Linked DNA regions of Homo sapiens: all the other regions are linked to region 3. Evidence: chromatin loops called from intact Hi-C (ENCODE). Cell type or tissue: PC-9. All regions are shown on one strand. Region 1 overlaps TP63 (tumor protein p63). Region 2 has its middle 68 kb from the start of TP63. Region 3 overlaps TPRG1 (tumor protein p63 regulated 1). Region 4 has its middle 120 kb from the start of TP63. Region 5 has its middle 59 kb from the start of TP63.

Evidence for each region. Peaks named below come from ENCODE experiments on the same cell type or tissue, not always from the same donor. Only the 100,000 strongest peaks of a DNase experiment are listed, where the experiment ranks them.
Region 1: it touches region 3 in a loop (2.8-fold over the local background); 2 of 110 quality-filtered maps call a loop at or near these places.
Region 2: it touches region 3 in a loop (4-fold over the local background); 3 of 110 quality-filtered maps call a loop at or near these places.
Region 4: it touches region 3 in a loop (9-fold over the local background); 2 of 110 quality-filtered maps call a loop at or near these places.
Region 5: a loop joins it to region 3, with 5 times the contacts of the local background. A loop is called at or near these places in 3 of 110 quality-filtered maps.

Annotation. Positions count from the first base shown.
Region 1 is chr3:189,662,372-189,666,371 of GRCh38, forward strand. All of the region lies in intron 1 of TP63 (tumor protein p63), which reads left to right. Among named protein-coding and RNA genes, the nearest start is that of TP63, 33 kb to the left of the region's middle. In PC-9, no CTCF peak of the experiment used is centred here; a DNase peak (open chromatin) is centred at 2,170; H3K27ac peaks cover 1,490 bases.
Region 2 is chr3:189,561,823-189,565,822 of GRCh38, forward strand. No RefSeq gene overlaps it. Among named protein-coding and RNA genes, the nearest start is that of TP63, 68 kb to the right of the region's middle. In PC-9, a CTCF peak has its summit at 1,933; a DNase peak (open chromatin) is centred at 2,249; H3K4me3 peaks cover 486 bases; H3K27ac peaks cover 2,621 bases.
Region 3 is chr3:189,322,403-189,326,402 of GRCh38, forward strand. TPRG1 (tumor protein p63 regulated 1) reads left to right here. Exons shown (of 6, transcript NM_198485.4): 6 at 1-2,902. Among named protein-coding and RNA genes, the nearest start is that of TPRG1-AS2, 84 kb to the left of the region's middle. RefSeq lists an enhancer at 1,664-2,863. In PC-9, no CTCF peak of the experiment used is centred here; a DNase peak (open chromatin) is centred at 2,469; H3K4me3 peaks cover 738 bases; H3K27ac peaks cover 3,011 bases.
Region 4 is chr3:189,511,941-189,515,940 of GRCh38, forward strand. No RefSeq gene overlaps it. Among named protein-coding and RNA genes, the nearest start is that of TP63, 120 kb to the right of the region's middle. In PC-9, no CTCF peak of the experiment used is centred here; a DNase peak (open chromatin) is centred at 1,521; H3K27ac peaks cover 1,774 bases.
Region 5 is chr3:189,570,029-189,574,028 of GRCh38, forward strand. No RefSeq gene overlaps it. Among named protein-coding and RNA genes, the nearest start is that of TP63, 59 kb to the right of the region's middle. In PC-9, no CTCF peak of the experiment used is centred here; a DNase peak (open chromatin) is centred at 2,433; H3K27ac peaks cover 3,406 bases.

The DNA of each region.
Region 1 (4,000 bases), 340 kb after region 3:
GTTTTGAGAGATCTTCTTGGTATTGATTTCTACTTTTATTCCACTGTGATCTGAGAGTATCGTTGGTATTATTTCAGTTTTTTTTAATTTATTGAGACTTGCTATATGGTTAAGTATGTGTACATTCCTCTAATCTGCACACAGAATAAAAGTTTATTTTTAAACAAATAGGCTTCTTTCTACACTTGAGTGGAAGATCTTCTGAATAAACATCTAGTGTTTATGTTCTTCATAATATGTAGAATTTATTTAAAAAACAAATTATTAGGTTAGCTCTGTGTTTCAAATATATAGTACAGTATTTCAATTCCTTAAATAGGCTGATTGTTTATCTTAGTCATTGAAAGAAAAAATATAAATAAATATATGACTTCACATCTCTACTTTCAATTTGTCTTTTATGGGGATGAAGAGAACATGTTCTTTCCTCTATTTTAGTTTCTTAAACATTTGTGGATATATGTTACAGTTTATGAAGCATACCAAAGATAAGGAAACTGTTGGAATTCTAATTTGATCACTAATTATTTATATAAGATTAAGAGAGTCTTTCTGGGACTTATTTTTGTTTCTATGTATATAAAGTGGTCTGAATAGATTAAGTGATTTTAACTTATTATGTGGCTTTCATAAGTGCTCTGAATTTTTTTTTGCAAATTTAACTATTGCAAAATAAACATTTTAGAGTTTTGATCATATTTTTAAAATTATCAGTTACCCACAAAGTGGTTAAGATCCTCCGGTCTTACTGATGTTTGTAGCTGGGGTATTAATTCTGTAGAGACCTTGAAGATGGTGCTCTGACTACTGTTGACAAATATCAGTAAGTATCAAAATACTTTTACGACATTGAGTTCTGTACAATAGTGATTATAGTTAAAAATATAAGATAGGTTCTGGAAGGACTTCAGAGTTATCAAGAACCATGGAGTCCTTACCATTTAAGTTCTTTTTCATCAATGAAAGAAATTAAGACCCAGAGGAAAAGATTTATAGAAACATCATCTTAAAGCATCTTATAGAATCATTTAAAGTGGTTATGCTATCCTTTGCTGTCCACAAAGATGAGCTGCTATAATTTCAGTACAATTTCAGGCAAGATGAACTAAAACACCTAATTCATAATTTAAGTGGCTTATTTCATTCATTCTTTTTTTTTTTTTTTTTTTTTTTTGAGACAGTGTCTCACTCTGTCACCCAGGCTGGAGTTCGGCAGTACAATCTCAGCTCACTGCAACATCCATCTCCTAGATTAAAGAGATCCTCCTGCCTCAGCCTCCTGAGTAACTGGGATTACAGGCACATGCCGCTATTTTCAGCTAATTTTTGTATTTTTAGTAGAGACAGGATTTCACCATCTTGGCCAGGCTGGTGTTGAACTCCTGACCTCAAGTGATCCTCCCACCTCAGACTCCCAAAATGCTGGGATTGCAGGCATGAGCCACTGCACCTGACCTGAGCCACCGCACCCAGCCATTTCATTCTTTCATTTTTATTCTTAAATTCACTTACGCATTTAGCAAATAATAATGTTGTAATATATGTTAAGCTTAGTGTTAGGTGCCTTGGACACAGAAACAAATATATATCTATTATTTCTTGAGTGTCTACTAAGTGCTTTAGCGTAATTAACTTCCAAAACATTTTAAATATCTAAAAACATGGAGACTGGGAAAAAGTACATTACTTATCCAAACCTCTACAGAGAGTAAGCTGCAGATTAGAACTTAAAACTTAGGTCTGACTTCCCCCTAAACTATATTTTTGTCATCTTTCCTATCCCCCCAAGCCCTGCCTTTAAAGGGTTTAAGAGCTTTTTGGTAAAAATAGGCACTTGGACATGTGAACAGCAACAGGAATATCACAATACCCAGCAAAGAAATTTAACATAAATCTGACATAATTTATTGCATGCCTATCTCGTTACTAAAATCTTTTGTAAATTTTAAATATGAAGGGCAGTACTATGCTCAAAATTACATAGAAATATTTTTTCAAAAACATTCAAAATGACAAACTTTAAAGCTAGAGATGGTCGGTCTTTGGTACTGCCATCCTATTTCCTAACTGAGGAAGATAATGCTCTGTGATGCAACATGCATTGCAGCATGCCACATTGCATAGACATCTGAATCCCACAGGAACCAGAGCCTGAGTTAAAAAAGAAAACAGTGACTCAGAATTCAAGACTTCTGGCCTTAGTTGATTCAAGATGTCATTTTTTCAGTTTTTATTTTTTTTCCTCCAGATCAAATTTCAGTAAAATGTGACAGTAAGACTTTATTGTATGTGCCTCTTATTTCTCCTTTAGTTTATAAAATATTTTGGTGTTCTCTGACTATTGCTGAATTGTATGCTTGGATATTAAACATAATAAAGTTCCATCTACTTTCATAATGAATGAAATAGTAGTATTTGTTTTTATGTAATGTTTAAGAGAATCCATAGCCTTTTATGTGTGTAGATGGTAGAAAGCTATAATTTCACTAAAAGCAGAAGAGATCTAGCTGGTGGGGAGACAGTGTTGTATCGGAGCTAGCTTGTACCTGCTCATACCATCTGGTTATTAAATATTCAGGAATTTTACAAACCAATTGTGAAATATAGCCATTATTAAAAAATAAACTGTATAGACTTATAACTAAGTAAAAATATTAGAATGAAAGCATAAATAACCAAACTCATCACTTCTTAATTCTTTTACTACATCTTACTATTACCTGTGTTCTCATTATTTTACACTTACTGCCTTTGCATGGTAAAACGACTCCTTATGAGAGTGTACTACCACCCGTGGTTTTCTTCACTCTGTGTTCAGTGACATAATTTTTGTAGCTTAAAATTGGCCATGTTGGGAGTATTTATGCTGTAGAAATTGACTTATGCTACGGTTCAGGGATTTTTATCTCAGATATCCAGTTGTTAAACATGTGTCAGCATGCCACTGAGAATAGAGGAATATCACAAATATTGATCAGCTTCTGCTATTCACAAATTCAACCCTACTTCAACATTATAATCTCGTGTTCAAACCTGATAAGCTACTTTTTGTCAGGATCAGGTCCTAGTTTGGTATGTTTTGAGTAAAATTCCCAAATAGATTAGAGTATATGTAGTTTGAGGATGAAGTGAATGTAATATTTGATGTTATTGATATTTGCAACTATGAGGGGATATATCTGAAGGCAAAACCTAACATGCAGAGGATGGCTGAGCAGGAAGAAGAGTGAATCCTTGATGATGATATTGAATCACAACACTAATTAATTCTGGAGTCACACTTCAGCCACCTTGTCATGTGAAAAATATATTCTTTAAAGCCACTTTTAATTGTGGTGTGTATTATATGCAGCAGAAAGTAACCTAACTAATACACCAATTACCCATTTTATAGATAAAAGTCAGCTAATTCCTACAGCCACGACATTTAGGAAAGTTCATGTAAGGTCTTATTAGCACTTCTATTTTAAAGGCTTGTCTTTTTTGTTTTTTAATTTTAAGCATAACTTTAATTATAGCTTCCAGTATATAAAAGCATTATTTGAACCTGGGTCAACATGAAATGCAACCAGAAACTTTAAAAAAGTGTAAGCACTGCAAATATATATTTGTATAATAATGGGTACTGATGACTACGATGGATATCTAATATCTAACTGAAAATAAATATAGTTTTCCTTAGGAAAGGAAAAGACATCAGAACCCAGTTATTCAAATACTTACTTAGGCCTTTCTTAAGTAGGGGAGGTTGTTTATAGCCATAAGATACTTATCAAACGTAATAAATAAGCACATTTCCAATTATAAACTAATGAGTAGATTTTATTAAACATTATTCTTACAATTCCTTGAAAACTCTAGTAGTTATAGAAAGAGCACAAAGTATTCTGATTTTATGCTTTTAAAAATGTGACCCTTTAACAGAGAAACTCCACTTAGGTTTAATAAGACATATTTGACATTCTACTATCATTCAAAACCCCTGAGATTGGTTACACAA
Region 2 (4,000 bases), 240 kb after region 3:
TATTAAAAATTAAAGTACATACATTTAGAACTAAATGATATTAAAATCAGAGACAATGGATATTCTAAACTCATCACTTCTTACATCCACTATGATCTATGCTCTTGGGGTTTGCATCTCTTACAAACTCACATTCCATGACAGCAGGTTGGCATCTTGAAATCAGCCATTGTGGGAATATTTACACCGCAGAAATGAGCTAATAGTACAAATAGAGGCTTAATTTATTGCTTTGTTGACGAGGAAGTGATGGAGAAAGTGTTTATAATGCAGATTAAAACTGCATTGTGTCTCTGGTCATTGTATTGTGAATAGCACCAAAAATTGAGAAACTATTATTTCAGTATTTGAAAACTATTATTTGATTCAATGCCTAAGTGGCTTGGGTAATTGACAAACCAAAGTTCTGAGGAATATTTTTGTTGTTTCACTTTTGTCTTACTCACTAAACAATACCAATCAATATTCATACTGGAGTTATATTCACCCATCAGTTGCAACCACAGGTTGGCTATACAAGAGTTTAACAAAAACTGATAACAGAATTCTATTGTATATTCTGTTATTATTTATAATTTTGTGCTATGTAAACATTATGTCAATAAAATTTATAATAAGCTTATATACATAAAAATATGCATCCATTTTTCACAAAAAAGCCAGCAGCTAAACATTTAGAAGTATACTATTAGGCTGCTTTCACAGTTTATAAGCCCAGATGCTATGCAGAGATTTTCTTCTTGAGTATTTTTGTCTTGGCAACTTCCTGTCACTTGGTTGCACTTACCAGTTTACTTCCCTGTAATAGGACTTGCTTGGCCCTGAACTGTAAACAGTGAAGAATATTTTAGTCGCATTTCCATAGCTAGTCACTACCTAGGAGAGTCTCTTCAAATAAGGCAATACCTGACTTTGAAAATGGTGGTTTTTCTAGCTTTAGTTTTTCAGTTGCAGCAGGAACTCTGTTACCTAAGTTAAAATACCAAAGGCAGAAACTATGTGAATAAAATTGATAGATTTGCCACGTTAAAAAGCGGTGCTTCTATAGTACGGAAAACATCATTAACGAAGTTTAAAAACTAAAGATTAATAGGAAAACATGTTCAATAACTATTTCAAAGGATTGTTGGCTTTAAAGTATAATTTTTACACTTCTGTAAGAAAACAATAATACCATGAAGAATAAACAGGCCAAAGTCATGAACAGAAATTTCACAAGGAAATTCAAATGGCAAAAAAAAATACAATAATAACCTCACCAGTAATCAAAACAATTAAAATTAAAATAAGATACATTCACTTTTAAATTTAAAGATTTTTAAATGATTATCTGGGAGAATGTATTGTGGGGAAATACAGGGACTCTCAAATAATTCGATAGGAGTGAACTTGCACCCACTTTCTGGAGGACTTTTTGGCAGGACCCTTCTTGTCTCTTGACCTCACAGTTCTACTTTAATAATTCATTTAAAGGTAATATTTAAATACATGTGGAAAGATGTAGCTAAAAAAATATTTATCACAGCTTTGTTTATAATAAATTTTTAAAAATAACTTACATGTCTAATAAGAATGAATCAGTTATTTACACAGATACAGAATCCTAAGCAACTGTAACAATTATTTAATGAAATATTATTAACTGTCATGGAATGACTTTAATGATATATAATTGTGGAATGAAAACAGCAGATGTAAAACTATGTATAACATGATCTCACACTTGATATAAATATGATTTTATATATACAATTATTTGTGTATATGTTACATACATACATATACACATAATGCATAAGATCTTAAAGGATATACACCAAAATGTTAATTGAGCTTTTGTTTCAGGTGGTTTTATTTTCTTCTTCGATTCTTTTCTTATTTGTATTTAATTGTTCTACATTGAGCATACGTTACTCGTACAATAGAATTTAAAAACCCATCCCTACACTATCTCAGCACTTTATGAGTTTCATAATCAGGTGATTCAAGGACTTGTTAGTACTCAGATTCTTGGGAATTGCAGCTGTCCTGCCTAGAGATGCAATTGGACGTAGCTCAGCAGGATAAGTACAACCTACAAGGGCACTCCTGGAAGGAGGAGAATTCCCTGTGTTTGCATTTTTTTCTGGCTACACAAATGCTGTGCTGACTTAACAGCCCACAGGTGGCTGTTCTCTTCTGCCTCGGTGTGGAAATGGAAAGAGAGACTGACTAATTTTACTGAATCATTTTACTAGTTATGTGACTGTGGGTTTGGTTACCCACAGGCATTTCTGCTGCAATTGGTTAGCCTGGGGGAAGTTTTATTTTAACATGTTCACAGAGGCTTTTCCTGTCCAAGTGAATGGTTGTGAATGACAGCGAGGGAGACTACACCCTCTCACGTATATCCATATACAAGGATTGGGACAGCCTGACCTTCTGGGATTATATCCTTTTTTTGGCATCTCTGGGTAAAAGGCCTTAGGCTTCTAACTTCAATGTTGGAATTTTGACTACAGGGCAATGTCTCATATTTCAAGCATCTCTGTAGCCTACCCTTTACAACTATCCTGAAGAGACCTCTATCCATCTGCCACAAAAAAGACCTAACACCGAGGTTGCTTCTGGAGTTAAGAGCCTGGAGTTTGCTGCCTAAGACTATGGGAAGGCTACTTCCGCACTTAAATGTGAAGTGACCCTTGGTAGGATCTGTGTTCAGTATCCCCATCATTTCTTCAGTTGAATCTATTGACAAAGGCATCATTAAAAGCAATCAACTTACATTTCATTTTGATGACCTTGTAAACAAAAAATAAAATCCTAAGCCCCCACCATCTGAACAGGCCCCCTCTTGGCCAAGGGATTCCAGAAAAACCTAAAAACTGAGTTTCCAGCCATGACCCATGATGGGACAGGAGGTCAAACATACTCTGTTAACCCCTCTCCTTTTTGCAGTTTAGACATAACTGACCAGCATTAATGTTAAAATAGAGACCACAAGACTGACAGAACAGACTCTTTATGACAATAGACTATCAAATTATAAACAGGACCTAAGGCCATGCCATGCAAGAGTTAAGTCACATGCCTGCACTAAAGAATAAACTGTGTTCTAACCATGCCACAAGGCTTTTCTTTAGCATCTAAACAAGCACTGGTCTTGAAAGAAGCAATATTAAGACAATTTTCAGCTCACCACCATACACTCACTGACCTCACTGTTTTACCTGCCATAATTATAGCTTTGATTGGACAAGTGACTGATTTCAGTAACTTTCTTCTGATAAGAAGACCACTGACCATGGACTGGCTCTGGTTGGTTTACAGAGGCTGTGCACTGACTGGAATTCCTTGTGTCCTGAAAAGACCTTTAGATGGATAGGGACTAATTATAATACATTTAAATATTGTCCCTACTCCAAGGTGAACTTTCTTCTTTCTTTCTTTCTTTCTCTTTCTTTCTCTTTTCTTTCTTTCTTTCTTTTTCTGTCTTTCTCTCTTTCTTCTTTCTCTCCCTCCCTCCCTCCCTCCTTCCTTTCTTCCTTCCTTCCTTCCTTCCTTCTTTCTTTCTCTTTCTTTCTTTGTTCTATATATGAACGTGGGTCATATGTAACATGCATGTTTGTTCAATACACATGCGTCCGGACCACCTTCATGAATATTCACCTCCTCTCGTAACCTGTTGAATATGTATGTTTAGCCAATGCACTCAGCATAAAGCTCCTACCCAATCTCGTTTGAAGGGCCTGTGCTTCTCAGCCTGCAGGATGACCACTTTGAAGGATGTAACCTTTTTATTAAAAAATAAAGTTTCCTATTCTAAATTTATAATTTTATAATTTTTTTTCAAAGTTAGCAACCTATACTGGACTTCAAAAATATGCCAAGAGCGGTGCTAGATGCTGAGAATAGAAAAATAAGTTAGACAAAGCCCTGAACTCTAGTGATATACAGTCCACAAGAGAATTTGCATGAAAAAATATGGCTTGTCCATAAAGTCTGGAAACATAAGCATATA
Region 3 (4,000 bases):
TTACAGCACCCACTTTTTCTTCCCCCCATGATGGCAAATATTGTTATAGTCCCCAAGGCAGGGAACTTCTATTCAGACTGTAAAAGGAAATGTTGAAATCCATAGCTGTCCTGTCAACAGTAGTGGAATGAAAAGTCGTTGGATTGTTTTGGCACTGGTTCTGAAGCAGGCATAATTGGCAAATTATTATAATACTGCTGCCCGAAAATCCCCATTTGCCTCAAGATAGTGGCATTTATTGGCAGAAGCCTCTGAAATGTCCAGCACATTCTTTTGAGTTACCATTTAAGGATCAGCCTGACAATCGACTTCTCTCTGCACATTTGCCCCCTTTGTAACCTAAGCCAGACTGTTCCCAAATGACCTTCTAAAGGACACAGTGCACCATCATCAATGGAAACAGTTCAGAAAGGATGACAGGAGGGAGATGTTTCTTAGTTCTGAGAGCCAGTCTGTAACAATGGGATAAGCATTTAATGGAATCAAAGCTGTTTTGCATAAAGAGTGAACTCAGAGACGACAAGAGGGTCTTTATGAATTCCCTTCACATTTTGTAAAAACTGTCATATATAGGCTATCCCCTTAATTGATAAATGGGATCTAGAAAGCGGTATTATGACCAGAGGGTGAGAAGATTTAGGAATTTGGATAGCAGTTCAAGATAAGAAAGAACTTCTTATAGTTATAAATTTTCAATGATGGAATGGGTTGCTTCTTTAAACAGTGAGCCCACCATCACTTGGTATGTTCAAGGAAAGACTAGATAAAGTCGATATTGTGAGAGGAATTGCTGTATGATACCGTTTGGAGAAATGATTGACATAATCTTTTAAGGCCGGTGACCCTATCATTTTCCAAATAATTGTTGCTAGTACTTAGTTAATTAGACCCATTTTTTTCTTAGGAAAGAGTTGGATCAATCATGGGAGACCCTGAAAAATTTCCTTACCTTTCCTAAGGTTTAATTTCCTCTTCTGCGAAATGGAGACAATTATATTACTTTTGCTTATTTCATAAAGATCTTGTGAGGATTCAATGAAATGAGGTTAAATTCTTTTATTAAACAGAAAGTTTTGAGTATTTGCCTAGAGAGTGATGTGACTTTTGCAGCAGAAGGTGGGAAAACATCCAAGGGAACTACATTTCCTCCAGAAATTGTTTCTTCATTACCATCGACCTACTGATTATGGTTTTCTCATTTTACACTTGGTGTTCTTACTTGGGATCTTTGTCCTTAAGCTCAACAGGGAGCCACAACCCAGGGGACCTATGTGTACACTTGGAGTTTTTATCAGACTATCATTTGAACTTACCACTACAGTTTAGCAAATGGCATGATGAGTTTGATTGATAATAGGAGTAGACGCAAGATACATTAAGTAGAGTACAAAGCATTTCATAACCAAAATGTCATGGTTGGAGGTCTTCATTATTCGGTCTTTATCTCATTCAGGAATTTCCACTTGAAAAATCTCTGATAAGCTTTATTTCAGAAACTGCTTGAACAGCTCCACTGACAAATGCCTCACTATCTTCTGATACATCGTAGGCAGTTCTGAGGGTGAGAAAGTTCAAAGCAGATAGATGTTTTAACACAACAGGAGGACTTTTAAACAATCACCAGGACTCACTCCTCGGTGGTCAATTGGGCCTGTTTGGAGGCCTGACCTTTGGTCATCTTAAGGTCATCTAAGGCAGAAAAGAGAAGCTCACTTATAAGTTGGCACTTCTGAATCATTTGCCTTGAGGTCCATTTTTTATTCAGCCTTTGTTTAAACCTTCTTAGGAAGCCAGTTTGTAGAGTTCTGGGGATAAGAAGGCAGAAAAACCATGTCAATTCAGTGCTTTTATTTCACAGAAAATGAAGCAAAGGCCTAGAAACTAGAAAGACATTTCTCAAAAAGAAGATGGTGAACTTTTGGAAATACTGAGATTAGACTACATTTTCCAATTTCTATCCCTAGCCCACTGCTCTTTCCAATATAATATCTGTATTCCATGGGAAAGACATGCCATCTGAATTGATGTATCGTAGTTGTTGAGATAATTTTGAAATGAGAAAACAATAGGGCACAGTCGTTTGGGAAGAATTTCCAGAAATTGCCATCATTTTCTTAAAGGCTAAGGACACTTATAGAGCTCTCCGATTTCCTATCTGATAAAAAAAGCCCAAACAAAGCTGCGGAAGCTGGCAGAGCCAGCAGATATTTTGTAAGGCAGCTTCACCTCTGCTGGCATTTTGTGGGGCAGGAGAGGGGGAGGGCAAAGGTATTAAATTTAGGCTTAAAAGCTCCTCAGAAATTCTTTACACACAAGAGACCAAGTTGGAGAAAAGAAGATGACTTGTGCCAAGGGGAAGAAAGAGAGAGACTAATGCCTGTGGTTTTCAAAGGTTAACAACAACATAAAAAAGCCAAGGTATTTGCACAGGGATGAATGCTCATTGGCTCTTGGCCAACAATTATACAAGGGCTTGTGCCCACATCCTGTAGCTGTGGTTTAGGGACGCTGCTCATGAGTGACTTCTTATGCTTAGTGGCAGGAAACTTTAGTCACTGATGTGTAAACTCACCTTTGGTCTGCACCTCCCACAACGTGCTCCGAAAGCAGTTAGGGGACTAGGCCTCTTGATTTCCTTGTAGATACCAGTTCCCCAGAAGCTAAGGAAAAACTCTGAGGCCTTGGAGTTACTGAGAGTGGACCAATACTTGTCTTATTCTACCTGATTTTGGCAACTGCTTAGGGTTCTTCTGTATCCACAAAAAGGAATTATGATATCCTCTGCTAAACCCTCTCTTTAGCCTCAAAGCCCAAGACCAAAAAAAATGAGCCATATTTCATTGCAGGCCTGCTGCCAATGTGAAATATAAGGAATAAAGTCATGAGACTGCTTCTCAACCTAGACCTTGTATCTCGTGTGCTATTTTATATTCGATTTTAAAAAGCTCTTAGTAAATATCTCAGTCCCCTTTTCAGTGAAGCCAAATGGAATTTGCAAGCCCAGTTTAATTAACTCCTACGTTTTTAAGGTAGATATGACAGATCATGATATATTGTGGATGCGTTGAGATCAAGTGTTCTGAACCACCAACTTGTCTGTCGTGTCCTGCCCATAATGCTTACCCCATGCATCTCAGAAATTCCTTTTCCTTTTTTAATATTGTCTGAGCACTCTTCACGGAATCTGAGATTAGAAAGGATCTTAAAGGTCATGTAGTTTAGCCTCCTTTGGTTGAGGTTGCAGGAATGCCCTCAACCAGAGCATGCACAGCAGATGGAAAATCAGCTTCTGTGTGAACATTCCAAGAGCCCAGAACTCCTTGCTTTCTAAAGCAGTTAATTCCACTACTGAGCAACAGCAACAAGTAGAAGGTTTTTCTGGACATTGCACCCAAACCTCTCTCCTTGGAAATGTATAGATTTGATGCTAGATATTCCTTTGAAGGTATCCCAAATAAATTAATTTCCTAGTTCACATATTCACACTTTCTATAAAGGCAGGTGCTCTCCTAAAAGGTAGTGACAGTAGTTTTATTTTTGTATTTAGAGACAAAACTCCAGTGAGCACAATCATTTTTAAATATGATGCATTATCCAGAGTCCTTATCGAGCTTGTCTCTTCTTTGTAGACTATTCTGTTTGGTAAACACTTCTTTTAAAATATTATATTCAACACTTGTCTTGGCAGTTCATATATAGATTAATCAGTGCAAATTAGAATGGAGTTGTTCTTTATTTGCCACTATACTGTTATTAATAAAATCCAGGTTTCTTCTATCACACTGTTTGTTCACATGAAATGTATGAATAACTTCATACTATAATATAATATATAACTCCTTTCCTGATTGGGTAAATTCATTGAAAGCACAAATGAGACCACTTTAGCATAGATTACTTTTACTGAAATTGTGTTAGTTCTGAGTAATTACTGTTTTCTTTTCTAACTTTTAAATTTATTTTCTAAATTATTTGTTTAACACTTTACCATATAATTTTG
Region 4 (4,000 bases), 190 kb after region 3:
CTCCAACACACCTATTAGCAGGGAAACATAGACCTGAAGAAGGCATGCAAATTCTCAAAATCACTTAGTTGTTAAGGAAGCTTCTAGAATATGAGCAATTAATTTTGTTTTATCTTAGGCTTAATATTTTCAGAATTCCATGATAAATAGTGTGAAAATTGTGACTACCAAGTATCTCACAAGAGAAAAAGAGAAAGCTTATAACGAAAGTCCAGAAGTGTGACTTGAGCTCTCTTAGTGATCTCAGATAAACATCTCTAGGCTTGTCAACTCCACCAACTGTCAAATGGGGGCAATAGAGTAGAAGACCTTTACAGTTCTGCTTTTTTCTGAAAACCTTTCTTTTCAATGAAACTGGCAGCTTTGAGAACCAGTCAGTTGACTATGATTTTACTGAATGATTGGAGAGAAAACTCTATATTAAGCCATGCTCCACTGCAGAGGTATTTTTTCCAGGTTGAGAACAGCTATGGAACAATGCAATTGGAGCACTGATGTAATTACTCATGTCCATGGAAGTGTGCAGGCTTTCCTCTTTGGTTCTCTAGATAGAGGATATGTGAGTCTCAAGAGTACAAAAAGGGGAAGCTGGGCACAGTGGCTTATGCCTGTAATTCCAGCACTTTGGGAGGCTAAGGCAGGAGAATTGCTTGAACCTGGGAAGCAGAGGTTGCAGTGAGCCCTGATCATGCCACTGCACTCCAGCCTGGGAGACAAGAGTGAAACTGTCTCAAAAAAAAAAAGGCACAAGAAGGGGAAAAAAAGAACAAGAGAAGCTCTTGAGGTTAAAGCATCTTACACTTCATACACATAATTCTTTTTTGGTGAATATTTTGTTTTCCTAAAAAGTAAGGGCATCTTAGAAGAGGCCTCTCTGTGAATAGTCTCTTTGGAGGAAATGGGGTAAATAAAAGCACAAAGTCTCCAAATTACAAATAATCTGGAGACCATGCTCTCACAAGCTCAATTTATCAAGAGCAATGAGGAAATACTTCCTAATCTTCATCCCAGGGTGATTTAGGCCCAGAGCTCTTGAGAAAGTAAGGTGGGTGTAACCTAGTCTAAGTGACTGGTTCTTCATGGGGTTTAAAATGGCTCAGGGGAGAAAGTGCAGATGATAGCAACATCACCTGTGGTGACTTTGCTCTCTCAGAGCTTACACATTCTAATGAATGCTCTGGAAGGAAAGGGCACCAGGTGATCTGCAGAGTAGCTTTTAGGGTCAAAATGTTCCTACCATGCTGCTGGTTATTCTTTCTGGCACAGACAAAAGTGCACTTATAACACCGAATGCAAATAGCATACCCTTGCATCGGGTCCCTTTCATCAGAGCCAGTGGTCCTATCAATTCGAGGAATTTCATTTTTGGTATCCTGAATAGTGAGGATAAAAAAAATATAGGTGTTTTTTGCTCCCAAGGGCTGGAAGAGTTTTTCACTCAAGAGCCAAATTTGTCTTTCTATTGTAGATGAGAGGGTGAGTGTAGGTGTTTGTTTTACATCAGGATGACAAGCTGTGCATACCTTTCTGAGGCGAGGTCTGGGTGTACTGGGGTGTGTCCCAGAGGAAGTCAATGTTCAGAGCTTTATTTTGTGTGTGTGAGCTATTCAGTTTAATTATACCCATGCTGCCAACTTGCTTTTTATTATTACTCTTATTCACTTTAATATTCCCTTCCCTTGGCTAAGCATAAAGAGAAGGTTCGTTATTATTTGAACAGCTTTACATTTATGATGCCCCGTTAGTTTGCAAAGCTGGAGACTTCACTGTGAAAGCGCTGTAATAATACTCAGGGAAGATGAGCTCTAATCCTACTTCTAGCTTGGCGCACAGGAGCTTCGGAATTGCTCAGAATTTAAAGGCGCTTCACTGACATGAGGGAGGAAAGGGATAAAACAGGGCAGAAGGGAGGAACTGGGGATCATAGGAATGAGACTGACAGTACATATGTCTCTGTTCAGTTTTAAATTTTGGTAAGTAGAATAACAGATTATACATTGACATCTTGAGAACAGCAGCTGTCAAAACTGTCAGTCAAAAGGAGATTGATTCCATTCAATTATTTGTTAAACCAAGAAGTTTAAAGATAGGAAAGAACTATGAGGCCATGCAACTCATTTAAAGTCCCTCTGCTTCGCAAATTTATTTAAGATCAGCATCTGAGGGCAAAATAAAAGTTTATTATTATTTCATGTTAACGTAATAGCAAAGATAAGGAAGAACAATATTGTATTAGGCCATTCTCTCATCTCTCTAAAGAAATACCTGAGGCTGGGTAATTTATTTAAAAAAAAGGGGGGAGTGTTTAATTGGCTGATGGTTCTGAAGGCTGAACAGGAAGCATAGCACCATCTACTTCTGGGGGAAGACTTAGGAAGCTTCCAGTCATGGTGGAAGGGGAAGGGAGAGTAGAGTAGGCATGTTGCGTGGCCAGAGCAGGAGCAAGAGAGAGCAAGCAGGGAGGTACTACACACTTTTATATTACTAGATCTTATGAGAACTCAATCGCTATCACAAGGACAGTACCAAGGGGAATGGTGCTAAACCATTCATGAGAAATTCACCTCCATGGTCCACTCACCTCCCACTAGGCCCTAACTCCATCATTGGGGATTACAATTCAATATGAGATTTGGGCAGGCACACACAGGATCTATGTTCTGATGATACATAGATGTGATAAGTGCTAAACACTGGTGATTCAGAATTGGTAAAACTCAATTCGTGTCCTCAAGGAGTGCACCATCTTTTATGGTAGTCAGCTGTGAGCCAATAATGCAAATGTCCTGTGATGGGTGAAGTCACTCAAAAGGTGTGTACCAGCGACTGAAGTGGAAACCAGTAGCTAATATTATGCTTACATTTGACCTGCAGGCTGCAAGGCACAAATAGGTACTCTCTTGCCAAGTTCATTAAATAAACGGGATAGCCCTGAGTTCCACGTCTGCGGATTTCTTTGCTTTTGTTGACTGTGTTTTCAAAATGTGAGTTGCAAAATGAAAATATAAGTGCCTTCTATTTTGGGGAAGAGAGAGATTACACTACACTGTTTCACATATTGATTCCTATAGTTTTGTAGCCTGTACCTCAACTTTTGTGCCACTAAAATAGAGAATACTAATACTGACTTTCTTCACAAAGCATGAAGATGAACTAACATATCTTTAAAATTATCTGAAAAGATGTAATTTATCTTTTTTTTTTTTTTGAGATGGAGTCTTGCTCTGTTGCCCAAGCAGGAGTGCAATGGCATGATCTCGGCTCACTGCAACCTCTGCCTCCTGGGCTCAAGAGATTCTCCTGCCTCAGACTCCTGAGTAGCTGGGACTACAGGCATGCACCACCACACCTGGCTAATATTTGTATTTTTAGTAGAGACGGGGTTTCACCATGTTGGCCAGGCTGGTCTCGAACTCATGACCTCAAGTGATCTGTTCACCTTGGCCTCCCAAAGTGCTGGGATTACAGGTGTGAGCCACCGTGCGCAGCCTGAAAAGATACAGTTTATCATATTAATAACATGATGGATTCAGAATTGTAGAGCTGGAAGGCCTTTAGAGAACTTTTAGTCCAACTTTAGTCCTCAAATTTTAGCATGCTTCAGAATCACCTGAAGGGTGTCAAGAGCAGATTTCATGGCCCATCCCCAGCATTTCTGATTCAGTAATTAAATGGTGGGGCATGGGAATTTGCATTTCTAACAAGTTTCCAGGTGATGCTGATGCTGCTGGTCTGAAAACCATACTTTGAGAACTACTGATCTTGTCCATCCCCTTTAGTGTAAAGATGAGATCACTGAGCACACACTGCCTTTCCTGCCAACCCACCCCAAATAAACACACGATCTAATTAAAGACTGTAGTTTTGTTACACAAAAAATGGCTTTAAGACAAATCTCCTGACTGTTCTTTTAACCAAATCTCAAACAAAAATGCCCTTCTAAAGAGAAGAAATTGGAGTCCATATAATTTTATTTTTCAACTTTAATAAAATAACTTGT
Region 5 (4,000 bases), 250 kb after region 3:
ACCACACAGTGCCAGCTACATTCGGTTTCTTCTTTCTACTGAAACATCACCCACTGTCTAGGTCCTTATCAACCCTCTCCTTGACTTTGCATCAAAGGAGGTCCCACATGGCACCCATATCAATCTGCACATTGTTGTTAGATCAGCCTTCCTGTGGCCGGAATAGATGCTCACCAAAGGTTTGCTTGAGTGACCTGTGCTGGAGAAGCTGATTACAGAATATAATAAAAACAGCAAAGAAATATTACAGAAATACCATAAGTTGAGCCAGAAATAAATATTTTTGCAGAAGATCTAAGAAAGCATTCCAAAGTAATTTCACATGTAACAGATTATGTTAATGCTATGCTCCCACTTCATACTCAATATTTAAGTTAAGATGTTTTGTTTTGGGGGAACAGGGTTATTAATTTGAAGCCTTATAGCATGAAAACTAACTGTTGATGAGATAGCCTCGCCATCATCAGTTCTTGCAAACTGTGCTTAAGGTGCCTCTCATCCCTTTGCACATTACTGCTTTCAGGAATGGGAGGAATATTTATAAAGTCAATCTTTTGGGATCATCCCCCAAAGGATGGGGTGAAAAGCTCTTCCCCAAAGGATAATGAGAAACAGCAAGGCTCGAGGCTTTTCTCTGTTTCTGGTAGTTACTTTCTAGCCTTTGTTTATTTCACCAGTTCTGTCTCCAGTTTAACTGTTGTTCTTCATTAGCTAACATTCAAGGCCCTCACCTTGAAAATGCAAACATCCCCTATTCCTGAGTAGGAAGATGAGCCTGTGTTATTCAATCTGGTCATTTCCTAAGAGAGCCCCAGGTCTGGTACAATTCAATGGAAAATTGGAACTAGAGTGAGGGGAATTTGAAACTAGGCTTTATTACTGCCTGTGTGGCACTAGGCAATATACTCCTGGAAAATAATTCTCCACTCTGAAATAAGGACAATAATGTTTTCTTTGCCTACCTTTCTATAGGTTTTTGTAAGGATAAAATGAGGTAATGTACAATAAGGTGACATAAATTGAAAAGTGATGTATAAATGTTAGTTGTGACTATTGTTATGAATAAAGAAGAAGTAGTTATTTACTTCAAAATCATGTAGAGTCCTATGTCAGTGAGATGTAGAAAGTGAAACCAACAAATGCCTTAGTCTCTAAGTAATCTTCAAACTGGAGTCTTGATCACCCCTTGAGGTACACAGAGCAGCATAAGGGACACAAAGGAATGATACAAAATTTTAAGCAAAATAATTTCTAGATCTTCAGTATATACATATCTTCTTTTTCCATAAGAAAAATCCAGGAGTTGAGGACTTCACACAGTTCTTACAATCTGACTCTCTCACTGTGACATCACTTTCACTAACAACTACAGGGAATCTGTCTCTTATCTTCCTTGGTCTCAAGACCTGAGGTATAAAATTTCTGAGGGATCCCAACAAAGTAGTCGTTAAGAATATTGATATCAGAAAGTCTACTTTAATCAGTTGCTTTAATTATTTTTAATAATAATCATTATAATAGCCTAATCCAGAAGTAATATTTTAGCACTTGTGTCTTATGGTCACAGGTCATTAAAAATAGGCTTAAATTTATATGTGTGCTTTATTACAGACAAGTAGAGATAAGTAATCATATTAAAATTTTTATAGATAAAAGTATACTACAAGAGAATAAAATAATACAAGGGCAATGGGATGAATGTATGATTGAAAGGAGAAAATAGAATGACATATTTCCAAATGGTATTAAGAATGAGCTTTCTCATGTATTTTTTAAAAGATGAGTTTATGGATTAAATCACTGTGGTATTTATATTCTATTAGAATCATTTAGAAGTTTTATTTAAAAACTAATAGTCTTTATTTAAAATGTCAATATTTATAGTACTTTGAAAATTATTAACTTTGCGGCTATTTCAATTTATGATGAAAAATTTAAAATATCAACTTAAAAATGTAAAGAAAGGTACATACATTTTCAAAATTATATTGAGACATGCTAACAAATTCTTTGAAGGTCAATGCTTTAGAGCAGTGGTTTTCAAAAGTTTGGTCCCCAGAGTAGCAACATCAACCTGAAATGTGTTTGAAATACAAATTTTGGGTTCCTGTCCCAGACTCTGAATCAGAAACTCTGGAGGTGGGACCTAGCAACCTGCATTTCAGCAAGCCTGAAAAGTGATTCTGGAGCATGCTAAATTTTGAGAAATATTTTTAAAGTCTTACAGAACTCATTCTTAGGATATTTGTCATTTCTCTCCCTTTGTCTTTCTCAATTCCTGTTTCCCATAGAAAATGACAAAGTTAATAAGCAATGCAGAGTTTAGAAATCTGTATGATTTACAAAGTACTTGACTGGTAAGAACTGGTCATAGTTGTAGGCTGAGGTGATAAAGGGTCTAGACTCTAGACTAAAGAGCAAATGATTCATCACTCTTTTGATTCTTGTCGTACGGTTGAAGCTGGTTTGAAAGACCTAGTGTTTACACCTTTGGTTACCTGGATAAGTTGACTGTCTGGAATTATTTCCTACTTGTCCCTGTGAATCATGACAATGCATTATCTGATTCCTCTAGCATCTGATCAGAGCCTAAAAAGACTCCTAGACACACACTAATGTAAATAGCTGTTAGGGTAAATGAGAGGTTACAATGAAGGGTGAGAAAGCTGGCTGGGGCCTGCCTGTTAAAGGGTACAGGGACATATGAGGACAGTTTACTAAGCTTCTGATGAGGGAATAATTTAATAACTTTGTGGACAAGATTACTAGTTATCTGATGGATTGGAGTTCTCACTGCTGTATCATAACTCCTCCACAGTCTAATTATTCAGCAAAATGACCAAACCTTAATTGGAAGAAGGAGGAGATATTTATATAATTAAGAGTATTGAAGGGATCAGACAACAGCAGATTCCATCAGAAGGTATACTTACAGTGTCTAGTATTCATCATAAGAAGTGGATTAACAATAACTTTTGTACTATCTTCCCTACAATGTTCTAAACACTGTACTTTTTATAGTAACTCTGTGAGATGAACACTATTATTCTAGTAGTCAGTTCTTATTACTCTTCTGCTTAAAAACCTACATATAGCTCCCATTCTTACTCAGAGTGAAAGAATAAATCTTTACAGTGGCTTATAAGGCCTGATGCAGTCCCATTTCCTCTTTGCTCTCCTGTTGTTCTTGACTTCTGGTCTTTCTGCACATTCTTTTGCTTCACTGGGCTCTGGTCACACTGGCATTCTTGTTGTTCTGTCAACACCCCAGGCCAACTTCAGCCACAAGGCCCTTACATTTACTGTTCTTTTTGCCTGGAGCACTCTTTCCCAGCATATCCACATGGCTTCTTCCATCACCTGCTTCACTCTTGATTCAAATGTCATGTTTTCACTTACACCCATAGGGATCATATTATTTAAAAATTTTCCTCCTTCCACATCACAGCAATTTCCATCTTCCTCCCCTACTTTATTTTCCATAGTACTTGCTTGCTACCCTCTAACATGGTATAATTTTTTTTTTTTTTTTTAATGGAGTCTCACTCTGTCACCCAGGCTGGAGTGCAATGGTGAGATCTCAGTTCACTGCAACCTCGGCTTTTCAGGTTCAGATGATTCTCCTGTCTCAGCCTCCTGAGTAGCTGGGACTACAGGTTCCCGCCACCAGGCCCAGTTAATTTTTGTATTTTTAGTAGAGACGGGGTTTCACCACATTCGCCAGGCTGGTCTCGAACTCCTGACTTCGTGATCTGCCCACCTCAGCCTCCCAAAGTGCTGGGATTACAGGCGTGAGTCACGGCACCTGGCCAGTATAAAATTTACTTATACATTTTGTTTACTGGAATAGTTGTTTGTCTATTGGCTTGCTGCTCCTTCTCTGCCTTCCGTGTTCCTCTAAATGACAGAAGGCTAGAAGCTTCTAAGCTACATTTCCCAGATATCCTTACTACTTATCTTCTGGATAGATTCTGTCATTGAGAGGATCTGTGAGGAGACT